Regions from separate parts of the Mus musculus genome. Here region 1 is linked to region 2. Evidence: chromatin loops called from intact Hi-C (ENCODE). Cell type or tissue: left cerebral cortex. All regions are shown on one strand.

Evidence for each region. Peaks named below come from ENCODE experiments on the same cell type or tissue, not always from the same donor. Only the 100,000 strongest peaks of a DNase experiment are listed, where the experiment ranks them.
Region 1: it touches region 2 in a loop (3.0-fold over the local background); 3 of 42 quality-filtered maps call a loop at or near these places.

Annotation. Positions count from the first base shown.
Region 1 is chr16:85,673,677-85,681,676 of GRCm38, forward strand. No RefSeq gene overlaps it. Among named protein-coding and RNA genes, the nearest start is that of Gm52244, 120 kb to the left of the region's middle. In left cerebral cortex, CTCF peaks have their summits at 3,542 (motif pointing right) and 4,718 (motif pointing left); DNase peaks (open chromatin) are centred at 3,540, 4,042, 4,415, 4,746 and 1 more place.
Region 2 is chr16:85,044,941-85,052,940 of GRCm38, forward strand. The region is part of intron 6 of App (amyloid beta (A4) precursor protein); the gene reads right to left. Among named protein-coding and RNA genes, the nearest start is that of Gm10791, 77 kb to the left of the region's middle. In left cerebral cortex, a CTCF peak has its summit at 3,070; DNase peaks (open chromatin) are centred at 73, 2,502 and 4,629; H3K27ac peaks cover 305 bases.

The sequences.
Region 1 (8,000 bases), 630 kb after region 2:
TGTGGTTATAATGTTTCATTAAAATATGTGCCCTGTGCTAAATTTGTTGGTTTGGAATAAATATGAACTGTGTTACCCCATTAAGTATGAATAAAATATTCCACCTACAATTTGCCTTTCAATTTATTATTCAATACAACTTGTTTTCTGTAGAAAGCAACTGTTTATGTACTATGAAAAGTGCACAGTTCAAGGTGATTTATCCAGCATCCCATCAGCAGGCGTTCTTTCTAGCTGAGCATTTCTCCCACACGGGGTGCAATAAAAATTAATATTTAGTATGCTGACGCTGAAGAAATAATGGTACTAAATCTTCACAAAAATTAGTTAATCTAATTCCATAACTGTATGCGGTAGAGAACTGAGAGTTTGTCTTCCTCATGTTTGCAATTGCTGATGGTCTAGGTTTGAAGCCTGAGTCTCGTGCCACATGAGGCCAAAGTTCTCATCATTTCATTATTCCTCAAGTGACATTATCTTGCTGCATATAAACTGTCTATTTGTAAACCTACATATCCATCAACCAGTGCCAAAAATGATCTCTGTAGTTTTTGAATATTGGAAGCATTTAATGTTTAAAACTTCTGTCTTGACAGTGAGCTACGGTGATTTCACATCGAACAAACTCCAAGAACAAATCCTCCCATGCTTTCTGTGTAACCACACCTATCTATGAGCAATGTTGCCCCTTCTTTCTTAAACGCTATACTACATTGTCCAAGAAACAGAGCATACAAGAATATGAGTATGTAAAGACTAGGTAGTATAATTGTCATAAAAACACTCAGTATTCATGATATACGCAGAGGATTAGTGTGTGGTGTTTATTGAAGTTAATGCTATGCCTCCTTCCCTTTTGGAATCTGTTATCCCAGTGGGAGAGATCAGCTTTGTGTTCCTGTAGTACATGTCTGTTTCTACACCTAGAGCTTTTGCTGTTCCCGCTCAAGATAGCCAGCTCCTGGCATAACTCTGGAGTGAAATGGGAATTTCTGACTTCGTTGGGAACTCAGCTGTGTTATATGATGTTTTTATGAAAACTGTCTTTCTTATGAGAGGATGTTTTGCTGAGAACAGACATGTGGTGTTTTTCTGGAAGTTGCCTGGTTAAAGGGCGTGTGGTGTTGTGATGGACTAGATGCTTGAGAGGACCAGTGATGTTTGGGAAGAGTATAAATATAAGCCAACACACAGTGGGCAATGCTCTTGCATTTGGTTCGCTTTGCAACCGTTTGCTGGTCATCTTTCAGCTTGGCCGAGGCTGGTCTTCTCTGACAGTGTTCTTGAATTAGTTCACCTTACTTTGTTCATTGATCAATCATGACTTTGTAGAGAGAAACACACTAAAGGACTTAAGGTGGTATTCTGCTTCTTGCCACTTCCACAGACTCATGCAGAGCCTTGTGGTTTCCTCTGGAGCAAGTTGCCACTACTGACTCATGTTTGGTATTTTGCTAGTGGACTGGACTGCTAACAATGGAAATTAAAATTGCCCCCAAAGAACTATTTTCTAAACAGGTCCACAACCTCATTTACTATCAACCTTTCTTTTCCCCTACCTCTGGTGGGTGATGGGATAGAAGAGACATTGATGTATTTAAGAACCATAATTAAAATAGGTTTTGAAAAATATAAAACTTTCCACTCTGCTGATTTTGTAGCCTCCACATCCAGGAGAAGACACCACTCTGGCAGGTCCTGTAGTAGTAGTGGCGGTAGCGCTGGGTACCAGTTGGGGTTGCTCTTGGCTGCTGTTTCTGGAGCGCTTACCTGGGCTTGTTTCTTTTTGCTTCAGCTCTTTCCCTTGCTTTTTATACTGCCATTTCTCATTCCCAAGTTCTTACTAAGTCAGCTGTTATCATCTGCCATATCACCCCCAAAGAAAATCCAATTTGCTGCCTTCGTAAACAATATTGATGTTTCATAAGAACTTATGATTTAGAAGGTAGATAAAATGAATCCATTTCTTCATTTTGATGATAGCTCTACACACTTGCCTTCTATTTCGATGCAAATATTAAACTCTTAAACTTGCTTAATGTATTCTTTTAAAAGTAACCTTATTCAGAAATATTAAGTAAAATGAACCATTTTGAATGCCCTAAGTTCTCAATACTGGAAGGATTGTTATTGCCAAGGAAGGAAAAAGCAGTAAGCAGTAACTGAGGTGAAATGATATGGAAAAATCAAGTGGGCTTCATTTATGTCTGTTATTTGATTTGTATTTGTAGAATTACTCTGATATTTAGTGTGTATGTGCATATATTCTCTCTCTCTCTCTCTCTCTCTCTCTCTCTCTCTCTCTCTCTCTCTCTCGTGTGTGTGTGTGTGTGTGTGTGTGTGTGTGTGTGTTTGGGGAAACTGTGGAGAAGACAGATTTATTCCTTACTTTGTGAGGAATTCTTGGCTAGATTATGTCTTATAGGCTTCTTGGCTGGCAAGCGTGGGGTACCTATGTGGATAACCGTATGGGTCTGTGTGTCTCAGAGACATCTTTAGAGAAGGAAGTCAGTAAAGTGGTGCTAAATCGCTTTGAGAATTGATATAATGCATTGTTATGAAACTCTGATTTTGTCAGATTTTTCCTTTTGTCTTAGATTCTTCTTAGCCAAACACCTAGGATGATGGAAGGGTGGTGAACTGTGGTCTCTATGGAGATATGTTGATATCTGTCTCTTTGTCCCTGAGACAGTAACCTTTGGGAATAGGGTATTCACATATACAATCACGCGAGAACAAGAACACTATATATACTTAATTTTGGTGATCCTTATAAGAGGGAAAACCATGTGAAAACAGAAATGTAGATAGAGTGGCATCGTGCACACAGGCATGACAGGAATGATGTAGCTGCATGCCAGAGGACAGAGGAGTGACAGTCCCCCAGAGCTGGCAGAGGCCAGGCACCAAGGGATTGGGATTATGTAGACATTTTGATTCTTCACTGTGTCTTTGGGCTCCATCTGGAGCTTTAAGCCACCATGTTCATGGTGCTTCTTCCCTGCAACCCGAAAAACTAATTCAGAGAGCTGAAGTCAAACATGAGAAGGGAAAAGACTTGTTTGTGTGCTCTTGTTTTCCACTGTTCTCCTGGGGTTGAGAAGGGCATTTCTCCCATGGTGCCAACAACCTGGAGACTGACTTTGCAAAGCTTTTTAGGACCTGCCAGGGCTCCATCAGGGAGCTCCGAGAAAATGACACCACCATTATATGATTTTAAAGCTATAAAAGATGAGCGTATTAAAGACCCAAGTCTTCGAAATGTTCCTTTCCGTGCGATTATGATACAGCAAGGAAGGCGGTGCTGGTGATAAAGTGGGCTGTTTGTTCTACAAAGGCCTTGTGGAAAACACATGTAAACTCAAGCGCTGTCGGCACATTCTTCTCCCACAAACTGTCTTTTCTGTTAGATGCCTATGGTTCCATCTGTCACACAGGAAATGGCTATCTGTTTTACCGGACCCATTGGATGAGATCGAGGCTAGCGTTCCTGGGGGTTACTTGGGAACCAGTGCTACAACGATCTGATATAGCTTTGAGCACTAGGTGGCATCAGAGAACCTGCACGTGCCCTGGTCTTCAGAGCTTGGAAAGTCCTGGCTGGTTTCATGAGCTCTTCTTCCTTTGCTTTCCTTTTGCCTCCACCTCATTGCGAAGCAGACACTTTGTGGTCTGATGCTCTACGTAGCTGTAGCTAAGGCTGCCAATTCCCAGAGAATCCCAGTTCTCCTGAAGGGCAAGATGAAAGCAGAGATATGTAAGTGCTATGTTTGGGAGATGGGAAGATGTCTCATCTTCAACAGGCTTTTTGAGAAGGGTTACTCCTCGCTTTCCCTGACCCTTCTTGCAAAGCCTGTTGAAGATGAAATGCGCTCTTCCTGGGACATTCTTGATAGTAATAGTGATTAGATTTCGTCAGGAGATAGCCAATATGATTGGCTGCATCTTGCAAATTGTGGTCCCCGGAGCCAGTGTTCTGTGTTCCCGGGACTGGGAACTACATTTGAGGTTATTACGATCTTCCTGTAACTGAGCGCTGACCCACATTGTCAGCGCTGCCGTTACTTTTTGTGGAAACACACACTTCTTCCTAATCATCTCTCCTCATGTGTGGGAGACTAGTCAGCCGGTGCTCATCGCATTGAGATTGCTCAGCGTACATTATCATTTGTTTTCAAGTCATCAGCATCAGCACGGGTCCAACATAGACCTTTTTTTATAAACCTTTGGTTGGGAAGTTGTTTTCTGCTTTGTGTAAACTACAATTTAAAAACATTATTTAAGCGAATGAAGTCATCACGAGACTGAGTTTGAGTTTCCAAAAAATTGTGAAAACATAGGCCCAAGGAGACATATGAATTCTGCTTTTTAGCAGTCAAGTGGAGTACAATAGGAAAAATCTAGACTTCCTGCTTCATTTGCAGCTGCCGCATTTCACATGTTGGTGTATTTCAAAATGTAGGCTTACATAAATCTTTTGTTTGGTGCATTAAATAGTCTAGGATCACAGTTTGGCCATTAAGTTGTTTTTTAAAATGAAGCTCATGTTTTAAAAAGTCACACTCAACTATACTTTGGTAGATTTTACTTACAATTAATATTTTTTAAAGAAACATAATATTCTCTTATATTCCATCCTTTCTCAAATAGTAAGAATGTTTGAATAAAAATAAAGTATCAGTTTTAGTGGTAGCTGATTGTGGGTTAAAAGTGCCATCTAGTGGTTACACAAGGAAGTTCATTTAACTTATAAATGATAGTGTAAATTTCTCCTTTTCACTTCCATACCAGAAAGCAGTACAGTTGTCAGTTGGTGAAATTATCCATCATCTGGATATGGATCCACCAAGACAGCATGCTACAGGGTTTGATGAAGCTATACTTTGTACTATGCTGGACTCAGCAAATGTCATGAAACCATCTGGTTAAATACAATGTAGATGTACAAGACAGGAGGCCAACGGATTTCCCTCTTGCTCATAAACTTTTCCTGAGGGTTTTTTTTTCATGATTGATTAATATATTAAAACCAAACTCCTGTGCAAATAGTAAACAAAAACAGATCTCTCTGTCTCTGTGTCTATCTCTCTATCTCCCTGTCTCTGTCTCTCTGTCTCTGTGTGTGTGTGTGTGTGTGTGTGTGTGTGTGTGTATGTGTGTGTGTGTAGAGATGTGCTTGAATACAGGAAAACAACTCATTTAACTGTTCCTTCAGAGGCTCCTTCCTCATGATCACTTGTCATGATAAATGCAGAAAGGAGGCTCCATCAACCCCTCGGGAGAGATCTTCAGCCTCTGGCTAAGAGCCATGAATGAACCAATGGCAGAATTCCAATCTCACTCAATTTCTCTTGAGCCAGTCATTGGGATGTGTCAAGGTTTCTTCCAGCAGGTTCCCCCTTGCCTTCTTCCCTTCTCTCTCTCTCTCTCTCTCTCTCTCTCTCTCTCTAAGGACAGGCCATCTCTGTATCCTTCTCTCTCTCTCTCTCCCTAAGGACAGGCCATCTCTGTATCCTTCTCTCTCTCTGAGAACAGCCCACCTTGCTGTATAAAACCTGCAGACATAAAACCCAGAATAACATTCAGTCCTAGGGAATGCTTGTGTCAAAGTGATTCCTGTTTCCATTTCTCACTTTATTGTTTTCTGACAACAACTCAAGGTTGAGGTGCCTGGTTCCTTAGCACCTGTGTATCAAAAACTTATGGCTGAGGCTTGGAGGGAAGACTTAGGACATTCTCTCACCTCTCCTCTCTCTTTATGAAGGTCCCAAGAATGTTGCTGGGAGTCTCTGTCTTTGCAAAGACATTACTGAGGCCAGTTTAAGATCTGGAGTACAGGAAGGTAAAGAAGCGCTTTTGACTAACTCTGATTGCTCACTGGCAATGTTGTTAAATAGGTGTCCTATTTAAAAAGCACAGGAGTGGGAAAATTATCAAAGTGGGTAGGCTGAGTAGAAGATTACAGATGAAATGAACTGTGATTTTAAAAAAAACATTACGGTATGAGGCTGGAATGTTTCTCAGTTCATAGGGAACTTGCCCAGCATGGATGAGATCTGGTTCTGTCTCTAGAACCACACAGTCTATTATGGCTCAGGCCTGTAATCCCAGCCCATGGGAGCTAGTTACAGAAGAATCACAGGTTTGAAGCCATCGTTAGTTACCCAGGGATTTCGAGTGGCCATTCTGGGCCACGAGAGTTTCTGTCTCAAAAACAAACAAAACTGCAGTGATTTCTGAGCTTTAAACTTGTCTCTTAGTTATATGTTAAGTACTTTTCAAAGCCACTGCTTGCTTGCTTGCTTTCTTCCTTTCTCTCTTCCTTTCTCTCTCTCTCTCTTTCTTTCTCTCTTTCTTTCTTTCTTTCTTTCTTTCTTTCTTTCTTTCTTTCTTTCTTTCTTCCTTCCTTCCTTCCTTCCTTCCTTCCTTTCTTCCTTTGTTTTTTAAATAAGAATCCCGGTCACACTAACAAGGCCACTGATGGGCAAACAGAGTATGAAACTGGGGCAAAGGGTCGCCACAAACACAGTCATTGTCACAAAGCTGAAATACAGCAGAGGAAGATTGGAATCCAGAATTCTTCTCCCATGAGTTGTCCTGTACTTGGACTCAACATTACTCTAGATTTTGTGATCACAAAGGAAAAGCAGAGTTGCTACACACATTTCAACAAATATCTGAGGCTGGTATGTGTCAGGTCCCATGATGCTCCCAGAGGACAGAGATGGGTAAGTTGGTCCCAGATGTTAATTTTCTCATGAGTGCTTTTCTGACCTTGAACCATGCTGTGAGAAACCTCCGGCTCCATACCCTTCGCCTACCACGCAGTCCCAGCCAACGGGTGTCTAGACAGCACCTACCATCCAGATGCTGCCTGGTGAGCCATGAGGTCACACCACGGGGCAGCTTAGCAGCACTCAGCCTGCTGTGTTGGCAACAGCTCAGGCTTGCTAATTGGGACAGGTGCACAGTGTGATGACAGCAGACCACCCACAGAGTTGTGACACAGCCAGCAAAGGCAAGAGGAACAGAAAGGGAGAAGCAAGGAAACCTGATCTGCAGGCTGGGCGATGATGATTGCCAGAGAAGATTTCGTAGGCAGAGACCCTCGGAGGACGGACGCCTGAGAAGAAAGAGTGACGGTTTTTAGATGGGGATGTTCTTATCTTTAGAGCAAGTGATAGAGGCACAGGAAATGAATCTTTGGAAATATATACAACCACAAGCCTGCTGAAGGATATCATTTGCATATGTGTGTTATCTCTCTCTCTCTCTCTCTCTCTCTCTCTCTCTCTCTCTCTCTCTCATTAATCATAATGTAAGCAATAGATGTTTCCAAAAAGTGTAACAATATTGTTTTGGGGAAGCCTCCTTAATATTGACATTTCAAATAGCTAGATAAGAATTAGTGGTAAAATTAAAGAGCATTTCAATAACTAGTTAAGTGGTGCTTAGCAAAAATGTGAGATAAACCCTCTTAGACACATGTAGAAGTTCTTTAGCTGTCCTTAGATCTTAGCACTATAGGCAAAACTGATCTAATATTGTAAACAGTGGCAGAAAGAATAAGACAAAAATCCCAAGAGTTAAAACAGGGAAAATTATTCAGTCATGGTCAGAGTTTCAGTGAAACAGTGTTCTATTTTTCTTGGGAACTAATGGATCATAATTTGTGCCAAAATGTTTAGCAACTGGTGGGATAGCTAGTATTGATGGCCAGTCAGCTTGACAGGACTCAGAACTGCTGCAGACACAAATCACTGGACACCTTGGTGAGGGAGTTTCTAGACTGAGTTGACTGAGGTGGGCAGACCCACCCTGAGTTTAGGCTGGGGTCCCAGACAGACTCTCCTTTCTGTCCACCACCTCACTCCCGTGACACCCAGGCGAACATAAACCTTTCCTCCATTCAGATGAATCCAGTCTGAGGCTTGATCATAGCAATGAGAAAAGTCACAGCTACACTAGTATTCAATTAAATGCTATAAATGTGTATGTGT
Region 2 (8,000 bases):
GAAGTTTTGGATCCACTGGCACCACCTTCAGTCAACAGAGACTGTCAGCAAAATCCATCCTTGTCGGCTCTGGTACAAGGGGCGTGTCCTCAGAGTCTCTCCCACTCACTGAATAACAGAGCCAGAACTCGGGCACAGGTGAGGTAATGGAATTAAACAGTGGCAAATGCATAATGTGTGGGAGAGGGGATGGGATGGGTCTGTGTGAGCCTGGAAGAACTGGACAAAAGTGAGCCCCTCCCTTTAGCATCCGGCAGACAGCCACTGGATGGAGCGCCTTCCGATACTAGGGTTTGATGGATAAAATTAGGAGATGCAGATTCTCAGAATGCGGAGAAAAACATTCCCAAAGCATGATTTTCTCCATGTTCTGTGAAACATGCTAAATTAAACACAATACAGAGACATACATAATATAAATGTACCTCTTTTAAAACCCCGTTTTTGTAATTTTAGTCTCTAATTGTAGAGAACAAAGACAAATACAGCTTTGCTATCTAACTTAACAGTGAAATAAAGCTTAAAAGGTAAAGACATTCAAGTTGTACTACAGTGTGTTGATCATCAATACTTCATTCAAATAAATTGTGGTCTACATTCAACCATAATAATGGAAAACTCTGATGTCAGTGTCCTTTAAAACAACCATGATCAAGATGTGGCGGTGAATACCCGCCAATTCCAGTACCTGGGAAACAGAGACAGGACTATATTGACAGGCTCAAGGCTAGTCTAGTCTACAGAGCAAGTTCTAAACTATCAGCGACAAGAAGAAGAAACAAGCAAGCAAGCAAGCAAACAAACAAAAGAATTATATTCCTAATAAAATAAGCATGAAAAAACTATTTTTTAAAAATCCCAATTAAGTTATTGCTACAAATTTAACAATTGCAATATAGCAACATTCCAAGAGCCTAATTTATCTGAACAAAAACTATATTCTATAGGTAAATATTCGTTTGGTTTTCATAGATGAAGCAAAATTTAAAACAACACATTAGAAAAGTGGTTCCTTTTTTTTTTTTTTTTAAAGATTTATTTATTATTATATGTAAGTACACTGTAGCTATCTTCAGACACACCAGAAGAGGGAGTCAGATCTTGTTACCGATGGTTGTGAGCCACCATGTGGTTGCTGGGATTTGAACTTCGGACCTTCGGAAGAGCAGTCGGGTGCTCTTACTCACTGAGCCATCTCACCAGCCCAAGTGGTTCCTTTTTTAAAGAACGTGTTAACTCCAATGCTACAATCACATACTTCTAGCAGAAATCACATTCATCATGCATTGTGAATGCTAACAAGTAGTCATAAAAACGATAAGAAAATTAATCTTTACCAGGAAATAAATGATCAAATATTTATTATCTAGTAATCATGTTGTGCTAAATATAATCATGCAAATTAGGCCAGCAAGCTGGAGATGAAATCTCATGTTCCAAATACAGGTTGAAATATCAGCAAATCACACGAGCAGCTGTGCACATTATTGAAGTCATAGACTCAGAAGGACGATGTGTGTGAATTTTTTATAGAAGTCTCCAGCACAATGGTCCTCAGTGTTCCTAAGGCTGCATTCCTAATGGAAAGCTACAACCTTTAGCATAGTTCTTCATGTTATGGTGACCCCCCAACATTAAAATTACTATTAAAATTATTACCATTAAATTTACAACCATTAACATCTTCATTGCTATTTCATATTGTAGTCTTTGCCACTGTTATGAATCGCAATGCAAATATCTGTGTTTTCCAATCATCTTAGGCAACCCCTGTCAAAGAGTTATTCAAACCCCAAAGGGGTCACAACCACCAGATTGAGACCCAGTGTAGCAGGTAGCCTCAAGCTGGCTGGGCTTTGTATTGAGATGTGCAGTTCTCTGTCATTGTAATTACACTTGACCTGATTCTCACACCTCCCTATGCAGAAAGGTTTCTTATAAAATAGCACCTGAAGGAGATGGGTCTGTAAAATGGGTTTTACACCAGTCAGTGCCCCTGAGACTGCTGCAATCGAGCTCAGAGACCACTATGATGCTTCAAGAACCTTGACTTCCTGTCAGCTGTGGTTAATTGGACACACAACATGTTTTCAACACGTTTAAACCTAGAACAGGGTAAGGATAAGGCGTACCTTGTGTCATAGGGGAAATATTTTCTTTTCTAACCGAATGAGATGGAAGAATTTGCTTTAAAAAATTGTGTGTATCTGGGAAGATAAATACATTGTAGCATTTGGCTATTTTCTAGGTAAAACTCCCACGACTGGTATTTCAAGCTGTAGTGGTTATGACTCCCAAAATTCCTCACTACAGTAATAATTAGTTTTCACAGCCCAGTAGGGATCTGACAGTGCCACACCAGGAAAACACAGGCACGAATGGAAAGCTACCAGAAAAAGAAAGCTTTCCCCTTAAGTTTCAAATTTCCTGTCTCCATGCCCAAATCCTCAAAACACAGAAGGCAAGAAATGGTGCTAAAATTTCATCAAAGTACGCTCCATGACCAGCCACGCCTCTCTCTCTCTCTCTCTCTGACCAGCCACGCCCCTCTCTCCTGTGTAGGCTCAGTGAAAGCCATAGGTGCCTGGAGAAGAACTGCAAAGGATGCTAAGCACCTTGAAAGGCTGTAGCGAGTGTGGGAGGGTGTGGCTTTCTAGCCTGTGTTTAGAGAAGCAAGGTCACATGACGTGGCTCATGTACACAGTAAACCCCTATGATCAATCCTCCAGTCTGATTCCCAAATTCAAAGACTGCAGGTGTGTGCCACCATGCCCAACTAACTTATTAAATGTAGTTGAAATGTGTTATATTAAAAATATAGAGACACAGTCGCACCTTAGGACGAGAGGGGAGGAACTGGTAAAAATTGGAAAACGTTTGGTTCATGTGGGAAATGAGAAGAGTCTTAGAATAAAAAATACAGAAAGATAACAGATGAACTGTTTTTAAACAGATTGCCAATACATATTTTTCCTACTCTATACAATTAACTGTTTTTAAAAACACCACAACACTTCTGCCTTAATCAATACTGAGATAATAGTTCTCTTATATTTAAACCTATAAAAACGTCACTTCTCAGAAATATGACCTCTAGTGGCCCTCTTCGACTTCCACACTACAGCTTTTATTTTCATATTATATTATTATTATTTTGTTATTTTGAAAATAATGCTGAAAAAAATTTTTAAAAAATCAAGGAATGAACTAAAGCAAACTTGGAACCTAACTTTTCACAGCGTTTTCCTGGGAAGACATTCGAGATGGCATCAACACTTTTGAGAACAAAAGAACACTTCCAGTGAGCTGGGGTCTGGAAACACGTTTCTGTCTGAGGAAGACAGGGCATGCCCACCTTTCCACAGTGGCTGGCTTCCTTCCATAGTCTCTAACAGAGAAGAATTAAGATTCAAACTGAGAACAGCATCATTCCTACTTAAAGTCTGTCCCATGACCAGGGTTTGCCTTTCACCTCAGTGTATTAGGGAGAATGGATTCCTTTGGAAGAGGAAACACCCGATCAGAGAAGAGTTTCCTCCACATGTCACTGCTTACATAGTAGGAGTGTCAAACCAGGGATGGTGCAGGCTGCTGATCCTAGCACAAGCAACCAAGACACAGAGAGATCAAGTTTAAAGTCATACAATGAGTCTTTTGTGTTTCAGCATACATAAACACACACACACACACACACACACACACACACACACACACACACACACACACACACATTGAGACTTATTCAGTCTCATCTCTTCTGGAATTCTCCGTATTCTCCTAATAAAAACACAAAATGATAGACACGCTACTCTGATACATGCCTGGAAGTCACAGACGGATCTTCAGAAGGGCGGGATTGCTGAAAACCAACAGAAACAGATATTTTGGTTGCAATCCACCCCACTTTTAAAGTTCTGGACACTTATATTAAGGGAACTAAATATTTCCACGAAGAACCAGAGCTTTGTTACCTGAGACAACAACACTCTGCTGGAGTTAATGATTAATTGAAAAGGCGAAAATGTATACATACATAATCATGTTACCTGCTCTCTAATTTGTTGCATTACATTTTAAGGAACTTATTTTTTTGTTTTTACGATATAAACTGTTAAGTAGACACATAATCATTACTTAAGGCACAAAAATTTTCTTATGGCAAACAGATCTTTGTGAATTTACTAAACTTTGTCGATAGGAAATTATGTCAATGAAGTTCTTACTAAAACTAAGAAAACCACATATATGTATACTCTCTCTCTCTGTCTCTGTAAACCTCATTCCCCAGTCCTGTGTCTTAAGCACACTAATTGCTACAGTAGGCTTTCCAGATTAGGACAGTTAAGCAACAGTTACATGGACCCCTCAGCCCAAGCAAAGCATGCATGGAATGGCTTAGAATCAGTGACTGTTATGCCACAGGGCACAAAATAACAGGCTGCCACCTGTCACCTACATGGCCAGTGCTGACACCAGTTTTCCCGACATTAAAGGGGGTGCCACACCTTGGTTCGAATGTGTGAATGCATTCTCTGCCTTAGTTAGAGCAGAGGTAAAAGCCTATGGCTGGCTCTTGAAGAACGAACATACTACTGTTCTTTTTCCTACCCCCTCAACCCCCAAACACACTTTAGAGCTTTGAGCTCCTTGGCACACTCACAGCAAGCCATGTTTACTGTTTCTCCGGAGTCTGAAAAAGCTGAGCATGACAGACAAAGCAAGAACCCATGAGTTCCAGGCTGCTTGTGTCATGCCTTTATTGAGCCATACCAATGGAGATGGGGGAGAAACATAAGCTTCGTCTCTTTTATACCCTACAGAGCAACATGGCTTTATTTATGAAGCTTGTTAGATGCATTACTTCTGATGCTCTGTCAGTGGGTCAAAACGTCCACAGGATACGGATGCCCTTTTCCACACAGGGTGAAAAGAGGCTACGCAGATCTGGATGGACAGACCTGAGCTACCTGGGTTCATATCCCTGGGCCCCGAGAGAATAATGCTGTGCCCAGTGTGTAAATGTGCCTCATCACTGTTGGGGATGTCTTCATGTCAATTCCTGATACTTGTCTGCTGCTTCTCAGTAATTATCCACAGAGGAGCAATAACTTCACAAGATCAGCCAGCTAACATAAGCCAGCCAGGGTTTAGACCGGAGATTTTAGCTTCACAAACACAAGTGTTTAAAAAGTCACCTGTGTCCGTGTCTCTCTCTCTGTCCCCTTACTGATGAATTTCCTCCCACGGGGCATAAAATGGATGGAAGGAATAAACAGTCGATCTTGAAACGTGACATTCAGTACCATCTTGTTCAATTTGCCGCTAGATATAAAGTTTAATTGCAAATATCTTGATATGTGGGAATAGATTCACACACAAAACTATTTTAAGCAGGAGACCCAGTTCATGCTGCATTTTAATGGTAACAGAATGCTGTCTACAAACCCCAGCTCTGTTGTACCAACAGTTCAGAGATGCATCACACTGCAATTAAAATGTCAATCTGTTGGTTTACCTTTAATACGTCTGACTGGTAGTAAACACTAGTTGTCTAATGTTCTGAATCTACCAAGGTATTGGAATGATGACTACAACCGCAGTGACCACACGCTCCAGGCTGAGGACTTCCTGTCTGTCAGAAACTGGGCTCAATGGTTCCCAGGGGTTACTAGGAGCCACTTGCTTCTCACAGAGTGGCTAGATATCAACCCCAGTTTTACAGAGACATACGAGGATGCAGGACTACTTGCATTGCTGCATCGTGCAGGATTTTGCAGTTCCCAGGCTGCAGGGCTAAGTAGGATTCAAATCTGAGCAACCTGTACTTGAGCAACTAAGTCTAAGTCTTCCTAGGTAAGCGCTTATCATAGATCATGTAAAGTCACTCTTAAAACATGCAAGGCAACGTCAGCACTTATGTTAGGCAAATAAAAAGCAGGTTACTCGACTGGCCCAAGGCCATAAAATGATAAATGTCTCCAGTAAATACTACAGATGGAGCTGAGGGGAGGGGGATGGCTTAGTCCATAAACTCTTTGCTGCACAAACATGAAGACCCGAGTTCAATATTCACATTAAGAAAAAGCCAGGCAAGGCGGGACCGCTTACCATTCCAAACATATGTGGGACTTGTTGGTCATGTAGCCTAGTCTACTGGATCAGTTCTTGGCCAGTGAAAGGCCCTGCCTCCCATCACTGCCTAAAGTCTAGAAACAAGAAAAGGTGGTTGGGACCACCCGAGGAACAACACTTGAGGTTGTCCTATGATTTTTACACACATATTTGCATGCATGAATGAGGTTGTCCTATGAGTTCTACACACATATCTACATGCATGAATGAGGTTGTCCTATGAATTCTACACACACATCCACATGTATGCATATGTACCTGCATACACATGGGCATACACACGCACGCACACACATACACACACTGAAATCAACTTGATTTTAGTAAGTAGAATTCTTTCTTTGAACAATATCTGAGATTAAGAAACAGTATATACCTTGGTCTTTTCTGACAGTATAATCTCCTTTGTAATTATCCATCTCCTCAGCTCTATATTCTGCTTTTATAGCGTGAACATAGCCAGAGACAACATCTAAATAAGTGGGGTTGAGTGTCTCCCAGGAAAACCTTTGTCTTAAAAAATAGGTAACATGCTACTTGTGGTCCCTGGAATATATATATAGTATTGTGACCACTAGTCATGTATTACTGATCATTGACACCTGATCATTACTATTGTTTAATTTAAAAACAGAAAATTCCAGGAATGTACGGCACAGAAATAAAAGATGCATCCATGTCCATAGCAAATGAACAGGCACTTACAGGAGGTGCAAGTTAAACAGAAGAGTATGTATTTAGAAAGAAAAGTGAAAATATCATTTGGGCATTAACGAAACTGAAATAGCCTAGCTCATGTGGACCCAAATCCTGGCTTCATCAATTACTACTTATATGACTAATGTATGTTTAAAGTTTCCCTAAGTCATAATTGCCCTGACTTCAAATAGGGGAAATAACTTTTCTACTGCATACTACAGCTATAAGGCTTAAAAGGAGAATTACAGCCTATACTGGCTGGTTTTGTGTGTCAACTTGACATAAGCTGGAGTTATCACAGAGAAAGGAGCCTCCCTTGAGGAAATGCCTCCATGAGATCCAGCTGTAAGGCATTTTCTCAATTAGTGATCAAGGCTGGGAGGGCCCACTGTGAGTGGTGCCATCCCTGGGCTGGAGGTCCTGGGTTCTATAAGAGAGCAGGCTGAGTAAGCCGGGGGAATCAAGCCAGTAAGAAACATCCCTCCATGGCCTCTGCATCAGCTCCTGCTTCCTGACCTGCTTGAGTTCCAATCCTGACTTCCTTTGGTGATGAACAGCAATGTGGAAGTGTAAGCTGAATAAACCCTTTCCTCCCCAACTTGCTTCTTGGTCATGATGTTTGTGCAGGAATAGAAACCCTGACTAAGACATGGCTTTAAAGAACAAGGGAAACGGTGAGCCAGAGCACTTCTAAGTTCTAAAGAACTCCAACGTGGATGCTTCTAGCAGGTGGAAGCCTGTCTGTGCTAGCCCTGCTATGCTTTCTACAGCAGCAAAGACTTTAGCCAGCAGCAGGGCACAAAGAATATTTACTGAATAAATAACCATAAGGAAAACGTTTTTCTGGACAGGCAGAATTGGGTTCAAAAGCCAAAGCTGAGCCAATTCCTACAACATTCACACTTCAGAAAAGAAAACCCTCACATCTCGGACTTATGATCTGAAAAAAATGAGAACAAGAGTCTAAGACTGTTGCTTCCCTTAACTGGTAACAACTTGAGGCATTTGACTGATATCCAACATCTTCCTAATTAGCAAAGCTTAGCAACCAGATGGATTTTGCAGTAACGAGCTTACCTCCAAAGAATTGCCTTCTCTCTGAACTCAGTAATGCAGAACAGGCAGCTGGGGTTAGAAGTTCTATGATCAGGTAAAAATATCTTCTGCTT